Linked DNA regions of Homo sapiens: all the other regions are linked to region 2. The links are chromatin contacts, found by Hi-C or POLR2A ChIA-PET in ENCODE. All regions are on one chromosome and are shown on one strand. The core of a region is the stretch at or near the end of the contact, and the rest is flanking DNA. Distances in the headings are between cores, read along the strand shown.

The links. Hi-C counts contacts between places; a loop is a spot of excess contacts on that map. ChIA-PET counts read pairs that join two places held with the same protein, here RNA polymerase II (POLR2A). Pooled maps may share reads with other maps.
Region 1: a loop to region 2 is called in a pooled map, with 5 times the contacts of the local background. The contact joins two enhancer-like sites. A Hi-C loop is called at or near these places in 1 of 168 maps with a recorded cell type or tissue (breast epithelium) and 2 of 50 pooled maps. POLR2A ChIA-PET finds 5 or more read pairs at or near these places in 1 of 52 experiments (IMR-90).
Region 3: a pooled map shows a loop between it and region 2 (2.5-fold over the local background). The contact joins the promoter of ZNF23 here to the enhancer-like site in region 2. A Hi-C loop is called at or near these places in 1 of 168 maps with a recorded cell type or tissue (breast epithelium) and 2 of 50 pooled maps. POLR2A ChIA-PET finds 5 or more read pairs at or near these places in 2 of 52 experiments (IMR-90 and activated CD4-positive, alpha-beta T cell).

What each region holds. Positions count from the first base shown.
Region 1 is chr16:71,482,232-71,485,534 of GRCh38, reverse strand. ZNF19 (zinc finger protein 19) reads left to right here. Exons shown (of 6, transcript NM_006961.4): 2 at 787-946. Among named protein-coding and RNA genes, the nearest start is that of ZNF19, 5.4 kb to the left of the region's middle. RefSeq lists a silencer at 911-1,190 and an enhancer at 758-1,667. Within about 2 kb of position 1,379, at least 41 of the 41 ENCODE cell types and tissues checked have a DNase peak (open chromatin) inside an H3K27ac peak, as active enhancers do.
Region 2 is chr16:73,053,520-73,056,723 of GRCh38, reverse strand. It overlaps a transcript of ZFHX3 not described here. Among named protein-coding and RNA genes, the nearest start is that of ZFHX3, 7.0 kb to the right of the region's middle. RefSeq lists enhancers at 1,009-1,521, 2,586-3,086, 3,087-3,204. Within about 2 kb of position 1,648, at least 21 of the 41 ENCODE cell types and tissues checked have a DNase peak (open chromatin) inside an H3K27ac peak, as active enhancers do.
Region 3 is chr16:71,460,338-71,463,738 of GRCh38, reverse strand. ZNF23 (zinc finger protein 23) reads left to right here and starts at 1,492. Exons shown (of 5, transcript NM_001381984.1): 1 at 1,492-1,529. LOC124903709 (a long non-coding RNA gene) reads right to left here and starts at 1,427. Exons shown (of 2, transcript XR_007065105.1): 1 at 447-1,427. RefSeq lists enhancers at 1,374-1,533, 1,804-1,893.

The DNA.
Region 1 (3,303 bases), core at 130-2,629, 1.6 Mb after region 2:
AAATAGTTACTTAATATATCCCTCCTTAGACCTGGTCTTTCTTTCTTTTTGTTTTTTTTTGTTTTTTTGGTTTTTTTTTTTTTTGAGATGGAGTTTTGCTTTTGTCGCCCAGGCTGGAGTGCAATGGCACAATCTCGGCTCACTGCAACCTCCACCTCTCGGGTTCAAGCAATTCTCCTGCCTCAGCCTCCCGAGTAGCTGGGATTACAGGTGCCCGCCATTACGCCTGGCTAATTTTTGTATTTTTAGTAGAGACGAGGTTTCACCACGTTGACCAGGCTGGTCTCGAACTCCTGACCTCAGGTGATCTGCCCGCCTTGGCCTCCGAAAGTGCTGGGATTACAGGCGTGAGCCACCGCGCCTGGCCTGCTGACCTGGTCTTTCTTAACGTGTCTGGGTCTTTACCTCTAAGGAGGACAGCTTTTTTGTGCAAAGACCCTTTGGCAGTCTGGTGACACCTTCAAAACCAATGAACATACAATTAAACAGTTTTTTAGAATTTGTGATACAGAAATATAAGTGCAGCTTTACCAACGTGATGAAATGTAATGACAAGACTTGAGGTGGGCCCGATAACAACAAGGACAATTTCAAATTAGTGACGAGAATAGCCATATTCTGAGATCTGCATCAACTGTAATGTGATATGAAAATATCTGTGATTTCTATCGGTGACAGTCACAGATACGGCTGATACTACAGTAGTTTGTTGCCAACATAGAAGAAAATGCTAAATTTCGGTTAGAGATTAGCGAAAACAATGATATACTTTCTTTCCTATTCAAGGTCTCTGAGGATCCCCGGGTGGAAACTCCTCCCGGGAGTAAAACCACACAACCACTGAGAAGACCGCTCCGGCATCCTAGAGAGTACGCGTGTGAGCCTGGGTGCAAGGCCAAAGTAGTGACGCACTTCCGTTCACGCACCGCTTTCTGTTTTTCCTGAGGTGAGTGTTGGGGTTTGTCGCCTAGGAGTCCTTGCTAGGCTCAGGCACTGCACCTCTAGAGAAGGCTGTCGGCTTCGTCCCTGCTGCCTCAGTGGAGGGAGACAGGGCGGCCCCTCCGGGACCGGGGAGCGGAGGCTGCTCGCGGGCCGGTCCCGGTCTCCCTCTGGTGCCTTCGCTCCCCCACGCCTGCATCGGCGCCTTGGGAAATGGAGGCTGTGGATATGGGCGGCTGGATGGAAGGGACGCCTCTGTTCTCGACGCCGCCCAAACCCCATCTGCTCATTGGGCCACAGCTGCTTACTGAGCAGCTATGTGCCAGTTCCTGCTCTAGATTCCGGGGATGCAGCGGTGAATGAGGCGGGGCGTGGGCCCCGCCCCCAGGAAGCTTTCCGCCCAATGGGAAAGTCATGTATTAATCAAATCTGGTTATTTCACTCCACCTGCCCGTGACTTAGTGCACGTAGATCGAAGACCAAGTTCTTGACGTGCACAAAGTGTGGCTTTGTCCCTTGTGACTTCTTCAGCATCATCTAACAGCACACTCTCCTTTGACTGCTACTACAGTGTTCTTGATCCTTCACTACTAGAACATGGCTTTTGCGTATGCTGTTACTTTTGTAAAGATTTCCTTCATACCTTAGTTAATTTATTTTCTTAAGCTTCCCATCCACGTTAGTTTCCCCTGGCAGTGATTTAAATTGTGGACTTAAAAGTTATTTGAGAGAATCTTGATTAATGTGTCTTTCCTTTAGACTAAGCTCTGCGAGGGACAGGATCATGCCCCTTCTCTCTCTACTTCATCTGTTGTGTGTCACACGTGGCCTTGCATGAAATATGTATGAGATAAATATTTGTTGAATGAAGAAAGCACAAATCAATATATAATTTCAAACTGGATTAAGTGGTATATAGGAAAAGGAGTACGGTGCGAGTGGAGTGTTTAACAGAGACACCTGACCTGGTCTGTAGAGCGATCATGATCTGAAGGTGAAGGGTGGATAGATTACTGGAGAGAATGGCGGCTAGATTACTGGAGAGAATGGCAGGCAGAGAATCTCAGTTGTAATGGTTCTGAGATTGGAGAAGAGTAGTTCATACAGAAGAAACAGCAGGTATGAAGGTCCTGAGTTAGCACAGAGGAAACTGAAAGAAGGCCATTGTAGCTAAACTAAGAGAAAAGAGGGTGGCGGCACAAGATGAGGCTCGCAGAAAACAGCATCATGCATTAAGTCCCTGTAGGGAAGATGCTGGCTTTTTATAGAATATTGCTGTTTAACTAGAATACAAAGTGTCTGTAAGAGATGATATAGTTAAAACAATAACCCAGATGTTTTAGTGTGTTGAGTTGGCCCTTCAGGGTCCTTTGGTAATCAGTTTCTGGTTTTCATGGCCCTTGAGTGGGGCAATGAACAAAAAAGATGCCTGCTCCAGGTCCAAGTAAAGGAAGACTTGCTCTGAGATTTTTTTCCTGAGTTTTCTTGGCCATTCTTGTCTATTATTTTATGTTAACCTTAAAATCATTTTGCCAGTTCTAAAAGCATTCCTGTTAGGATTACTATTGGAAAGAATTTAGTGTAGTTATTAAAAGCAGGAGGCGGTGCCTCACGCCTGTAATCCCATCACTTTGGGAGGCCGAGGTGGGTGGATCGCTAGAGGCCAGTAGTTTGAGGACTAGTCTGGGCAATATGATGAAACCCTGTCTCTACTAAAATTACAAAAATGAGCCAGGTGTGGTGGCACATGCCTGTAATCCCAGTTACTTGAGAGGCTGAGGCAGGAGAATTGCTTGAACCTGGGAGGCCGTGGTTACAGTCAGCTGAGATCACGCCATTGCACTCCAGCCCAGGTGACAGTGAGATTCTTGTCTCAACAAACAAACAAACAGACAAAAACATGACCTTTGAAGCCTGGCAGATCTAGTGTGGGATCCGAGTTCATCCATTCACCAGCTGAGTGATCTTGGTAGAAGAAATTATTCTCTTAGCCTTGTCTTCTCATTTGGGAAAAATTAAAGGTTCAAAAGATTGTTGTGAGGACTAAATAAGAGAATATGTATTTTTCATCCAAAAGCATGATACTTGCTATTTTTAACCTTTTATATTCTCAGTCAAATTTATTTTTAAAAATAAAGGTCTGAGATTCTTCTTGTTAGGTTTCGCTCTGAGTTTATTGGTGTCTTTTGCTTGTTTTGCTCTTCATTTAGCTTGGTGTTGGTGAGGACAGGCTCTGGTGTCCTAGGACAAGTTACTTATTCTTTCAAAATCTGTTTCCTCAGAATTACAAACCTCATGGTATGATGTGGATTAAAAAGTACATATTTATGCACCACTAACCCAGTGAGCATTTAGTAAGTGAAT
Region 2 (3,204 bases), core at 399-2,898:
TCTACAATATCTGCAGCGTGGGTGCTCCAGCGCCTTGCTTGGCTTCTTAGAGAGGATTTAGAGGGAGAACAACCAGAATTTACTGCCCTGCCCTCCGGAACAATATAGGGAAGTCCACTCCATAGTAGCTCATTCTAAAACTCCATTTTGCTGAAGTTGTTTTTTTTTCCAAATCTGTTTACATGTGGGGGTTTCAGGAGCTGAACCCCCAAAGTGTAGACATCCTGTGGGTTGAGGGGAGTGGGGGGTATTCAGGAGACCTAGGGGTTGGGAGTTTGCTTCTTGAATGGGCACTTGGGGGGCCCTCTTCTTATCTTACAATGTTAGGTTTGTTGTTTTTTTTTTAACTAGTGCAGGTATATTAGAGATAGGAAAATAAAAGAGAATATACTAGAGATTGACGCAGTGTCAAAAGTATGAGTTGCTGTGTGTGTATGAGAAGAGAGATAGAATACAGACACAGTCAGTCTTGAAAGCTTGGTGGTAGGTGAATCCATATTTGGAGATGATTTTGAAATAGTCTAGCAAATGGTGTACGAAGAGGATTTCGTAAAAAGTGTACACGGAGTCAGTTTTGAAAAGACTGCGGTTTGGGAAGATGAGGTGTGGGCAGGAAAACCTACTCTAGGCCAGCAGCCTTCCTCTGTCTGTGTGTCTCCCTTCCCCCTCCTCGGGTTTTAGTTTTTAATTACTTAATGCTGAAACGCACAGGGCTTATATAAATATTTGCAAATGCTCTTTCCTATTGATTTCTCTGAATAAACTGCCCTGCTCCGGTCCAGAGAGGAGGCGATTCAGATCTGTGGACTTTTTAAACATACAAAGTCTCTGGAGGAGTGGTGTTCTCTGCGTGTGTGTGTGTGTGTGTGTGTGTGTAGAGTTGTAGGTATGAGGATTTGGGGGGCCCGCAAAGAGAGTTCAGGCTCTCAGTGGTGTGGGCCAAGAAAACTGGGGTGGAGCTGGTCCCATGGCCTGGCAGTCCTGACGTGTGTGTGTGTGTATGTGTGTGTGTGTGTGTGTGTGTGCGCGCGCGCGCGCGCGCGCGTACGTCTGCACCGTGTGGGTGTCTTCACTGGGGGAGTCTGGATGCATATGCACTTACTTCCCCCACCCCTATTAAATATGGAGCAGCTTTTCAGGACTCTGTGACTGCCTTCTCCTCAGGGTCACATTGAGTTTGAATCTGACCCAAGGTGCAGGAATCCTGCAATGGGGAAATAAAAGAATATACAGAACGGGGTCAGGTCAGCTGCTCAGAGGCCAAAACCCCTACAGCTGCTTTGATTTTATTTTTTGGTGTATATTTTAGGCTCCTCCTGCCATTGTACAAATTGTGCCTCCCCCTTTCAGGTGTTTGGTCTGTGGTTTAAAGGCACCAGAGCCTATGCCTGCATAGACATAGGCTCCCAGCAACAACAGAAAACCCACAATACCGAATCCAAAACAAAACCCGGGAGGAGGGGGAGAAAAAAACCCTATTGAGTTCAGGCAAATAAGGTTGGGTCTCTAGATCCGGTTACAAAGCAGCTTTGAATATGCAAGACAGTGCACAAGACCAGTTATTCCAGTTACAACAAACTATTAAAAAAAAAAAGAGAGAGAAAAGAAAAGGCATGTTTAGGTCGTAATTTGTTAGTACAAGGAAAAGAATCCCACATAAAGCTGCCTTTTTTTTTTTTCTCTCCCTTTGCTGGCTTCACACAGAATTCACTCACCCCTTTCCAATTCGTCTGCTGTATAGGTTCTTTTATTAAAATCTTTTGGGTTTAGGAAGATGGCTGCAAGCAACACATTTTCTGTATTTTTTTCCCCTTTATCTTAGAGAGAGAGAGTTGGCAGGGGTTCTGTGGTTTGCAGTTACACAATATGTTATCATGTTTTTAATCACTAAATCATTGCAGTGGTTATAGATTTACAGTCTTGGGGTATTACAGAGAGGAGCAACGGCGGCTATATATATGCCTTTAAATTACACCAATGTAAACTGAGTGCGGCAGCTGTGAATATGGTCGGCAGACATCTATTCCCTCCCCCACCAAGTTCTTTCTCCCTCTGTGATTTTTCTCCCAAATTTCTTGGTTTGCTTAAAATAAGCTACCCCTCTCTTCCCCTGTATTGTCTCTTCGCCACCTCTTCCAAAAAAATTAATTTTCATTTTAGACCTTTAACCCCAGAAAAGCTAGAATTCAAACTCTTGAGCTATAAACTTCGGATGAGAGTATAATAACAATAATAATGAAAAGTGTGGATTTCCTAAAAAAAAAAAAAAAAAAAAAAAAAATCCTCCTGGTTTCCATACCGACCTCCTGTATCGGGATGGAGGGTTGATTGCACGTCAGAAAGTAGGGGGGCGGGTGTGGGGGAGGGGAACCGGGCTGGTGGCGCTCGCCTGCCTGGAACCTCGAATGTCCTGTCCCCTGCGAGCCCACTTTCAGCTTCTGTTTTTCATATTATTATGTAACAGAATCCTTGGCAGCATTAAAAATTCAGTATTACAAGCTGATTGTAATGCTACCTCATTAGACAACACTGTCTGGCCTTGTATTAAGTGAAACGTGGAGCATGGCTTTTAGATTATAAACACCAATAAATATTAAGGATCAGCAGAGGGGGCAGTAGTAACTGGGTTTTGGGCTCCTTCTGGTTTTATCACTCCTCCCCCCAGCCCCCCAGATCATCTTCCCTTCAGCCCCTTTCCTCCCCCCTCCCTCCATGGTAACTGTCATGCGTTTTCTTGTGGGGCTGCTGATGTGTCGACCCTGGTGACATTTTAGGAAGGCTTTTTATAGAGTTTTCTTGTGTACACAAAAGGTTTGGAAGTTTGTTTTGTTTTGATCTGCAGTAAACAGGTCCTTCACTTTGCTGACGTCATTTCCGTTCATATTTGAGTTGTTGATTGTGCTTCTTTGCAGGGCCCTCTTATCCCTACCCCCGCCTTGCCTTTCAGCTCAGAGCCTGTGGCTGCCTGGGGAAGGGGGAGTGTGCTCCTAAGCTGCCAGGTCTGGGTTCAAAGGCTGAGGGTCGCGTGGCTGTGCCTCGTCCTAGGGTTTGCCCGCTGGGGAAGATGCTTCCAGCTTCAAATCTGGTTAAACACTCCGACATCCACTCGCCCTGGTATTTTCATGGCACGCAGTGATTCATCTCAGCTTCCTTTCTTTGTAACACCTCCCCCCACTTTGCCCCTGCCACACCTTGTCTGTGTCT
Region 3 (3,401 bases), core at 243-2,742, 1.6 Mb after region 2:
CACAAAGTAGGCTTCTGCCTAAGAGTTAGGGCTGGAGCCTTTGGACCATTGTCAACAACAAATGTTTATTGCTCTCCTTCTTTCTGCCAGTTATTCTCTAGCTGAGGATGATGATGTTGAACAAGATAGATACAGTGTCTGTTCCCTGCAGCCACCAGAGAAGACAGACATATAAATAAACTATCACCATTAAGTAAGTACACAGTGCTGTGATGGCACATAAATGAGTGTCCTGCCTTATTCTGGGTGATGAGGGAAGGCTTGCTTCCCATGCAAAATGGGATTTGAGCTCACACTTCCAGTAACAGTCAAGATGGAGGGTAGGAATGGGAAGGGAAGGGCATTCTAGATTTAGAGAACAGCATTTTTAGCATGTAGGGCTGAGGTAGAGTCAGGGAATGAATGGGAGTGATAAGAAGCCACAGAGGCAAGTGGGAGCCAAATACCAGTCTCCAGTGCAGCAGCGTTGGATGGATCAGAGCTGGAAGGAAGAAAAGCCCACATTACCAGGGTTAGGGGGTGTGTGAGGGGGTGGGGATTTTAAGGGTCGTCCAATCCAGTGGCATTTAGTACTGTCTCCCTTCCCCCAGGGCTCATTTTGGAATTTTATGGTAGGTATTTTGTTATATTTGGTGTCAGTGGTAACATTGCTACTAGCGTTGTGGATAGGAGCCAGGATCCTGCAATGTACAGGACAGTCCTGCCCACTGAAAAAATGTTCACACTTTCAAATGTCTTGCTGAACATTCAGGTAGGTGAAAATTCTATTTCTAAATTATCTGAATCTAAACCTGTTTTCTGGATAAACATGTATTTTTGCACAGTTTTAACATACACTGATCTTCCAGGAATGTAATTATTGTATAATCAAGAGACGATTGTCCTGTGTTTCATTCAGAACTTCACGAAAACATGTTTGCCATTTTGGATCATAATTTTGTGACTTTTGCAACAATGTAAGTCACAGCTTTGTGGCTGTGGCACTCAGACAACGTCTATGTGTAAAGGCGACCACCTTATTAGGTCTCCTGCAGCAGCCAAGACCAAACACATTGAAGTATGTGTTTTTAAACGACAGATGACGGTCCTCTTTTTTTTCTCTTTCATTACACTTAAGGCATAACATTAGTTTTTAATATGTAGGTGTGTATGTTATGTATGATTTTCTAGGCCATTATATATGAATATCAGGTCAGGAGAATAAGATGGACATTACAAACTATTTGTTAGAAAAAGGGGGCATTGGGTGTGACAGCGCGCCATCCACTGGTCCATTTCCAAGACTCCCACACGTGGCTGCACCTGCAGCTTCACCTCCCCGGGCTGGGTCCCCGCTTGGCTCTGATTCTTACCTGCCCCATTCCCCAGGGGTAACAGTCACCGTGGGCCAGACCCGAGCTAGCCGACAGGGATGCGGCCACAGCTGGCCGGGCGTGACCACCACCGAGGCGCAGCGACCTTGCTCCTAGAGAGGCCCGGCCGCCTGGTGACGCACTTCCGGCAGCGCCGGGGAGCAGTCCGCTACGGAGGTGAGTGCAGGGCTCCGGGCGCTGTGTGCCGTGCCCTGTCCCCCAGGCTCTGGGTCCGGTTGAGACGCACTCCCACCCTGGGTGCTGCAGGGTCTCCCGTGGCCTACGCTGCCAGGAGGCCCAGGCTGGGAGAGGGAGCAGGGCGGCGGCCCGGGGTGCTCTTCCGCGCTCCTCGACTCCAGCTTTGGTCTTTGTGGCTCAATAGCTTGCGCCCATTGGAAGGGGAAACGCACGTTGCTGTCCCAGCCACGAGGCCCTGAGCATTTAGCACTTGGTCGACGGGGGAAGATGTGTCGGTGCAGCTAAAAGATGGAATATTTGCGGGCGTGAAGCGGCCCGAGGTGATACCACAAGTCTTTTGACATGCTGAGGTCTGGCAGGAACATTAACCTATGTGCATCCCGAGTATGGACCGTGTGCTCCCAGGCTCCTGACATAGGGTCATGAATTAGGGCCGAGTGGGAGCGCAGAGCCCCTCCCAGTCACCCGGCAGCAGAAGCAGCCCGGCTTTTGGAGGACATTGTCTCCTGGAGCAGTGTCAGTCCCAAAAGGTAACTCAGCCCTGCTTCTCTCGGCTCAGGGTTGACAGTGACCTGGGAATGACTTCTACAACGTAATTACGAATTCACTCAGTTTTAGAATATATTTAGTAGTCTCAGAATCGCTAATTCATACCCCCATGAAAAGCAAATTTACTACCTAAAGTACAGTACTTGGATACAGGTCTTTTTGTCTTTACTCTTATGGTATTTAGTCAAAATACTGTTTTCCAAAGTTGCTTACCCCTTTTCTTTCCTACCACTTAAGTGTGGTTATGTTCACTGTAGTATAGTTAAGCACATTGGCTGTTCTTTGTATTACATTTTGGGTCCTCAATTTCACCCCATCCTTGCTGGTTTATATATTTATTTAAAATATATATTTATATGTTACATATATAGTAGTAAACATCCATGAACACACCACCCAATTAAGAAAGAGAAGATTGCCAGTACTGCTGAATTTATCAATGTGTTCCTCCTCCTCAACCCAACTCCCAGCCTCCAACCCCTAGAGGTAACAGTTATATTGACTTTTGTGTTAATTGTAGCCCTGTTATTTTAAAAAATAATTACATATGCATGTATCTGTAAGCAATGTACTTAAATTTTTTTTTTGAGCTTCATATAAATGGCACCATTGTGTGTATAAGTCATCTGGGACTCGCATAATTCAATGTTAAGTTTCCAAATTCATTCTGTGTGTAGCTTCTGGGTAATGTTCCATTGTAAAAACTGTATGAAAATTTATCGATGTATTTTCAATGGACATGTGGGTTGTTTTCAGTGTTTTGTTATTAAAATGTGCTGATAATATTTTTGTACGTACTTCCTACATATGAGAGTTTCTCTAGTGTGTAAGTTTTTAAAATTAGGCACAAATGTTGAATTATGTTAAACATCTTTGGCATCTGTTGAGATGGACAGTGTGTTTATCTTTCTTTGATTTATTAATGTGAAAAATATACTAATTAGTATCTTCGTGGGATAATCCTACTTACTCATGATGTATTTAATGAACTATTGGAGTCTATTCCTTGATAGAATTTTTGCATTAGAATTCATAAATGAGACTGGTCTGTAGTTTTTGCATCAGTATTGTGCTGGCACCATAAAAAGAATTGGGAAACTTACTTTGCTGTGCTCTGCTACGGTTTACATAGTGTTAGAATTACTCATTTCCGAAACATTGAAAGAATTTGCTCATGACACATCTGAGCTCAGTGTTTTGTGAGAGTTAGTTCTTCACTGGCCATCTTGGTTTAATTAGGTAAAAGTAATCAAGGATTATGTAGAAAATCTATATAATGTCATAACAGGAAAAAACCTGGAA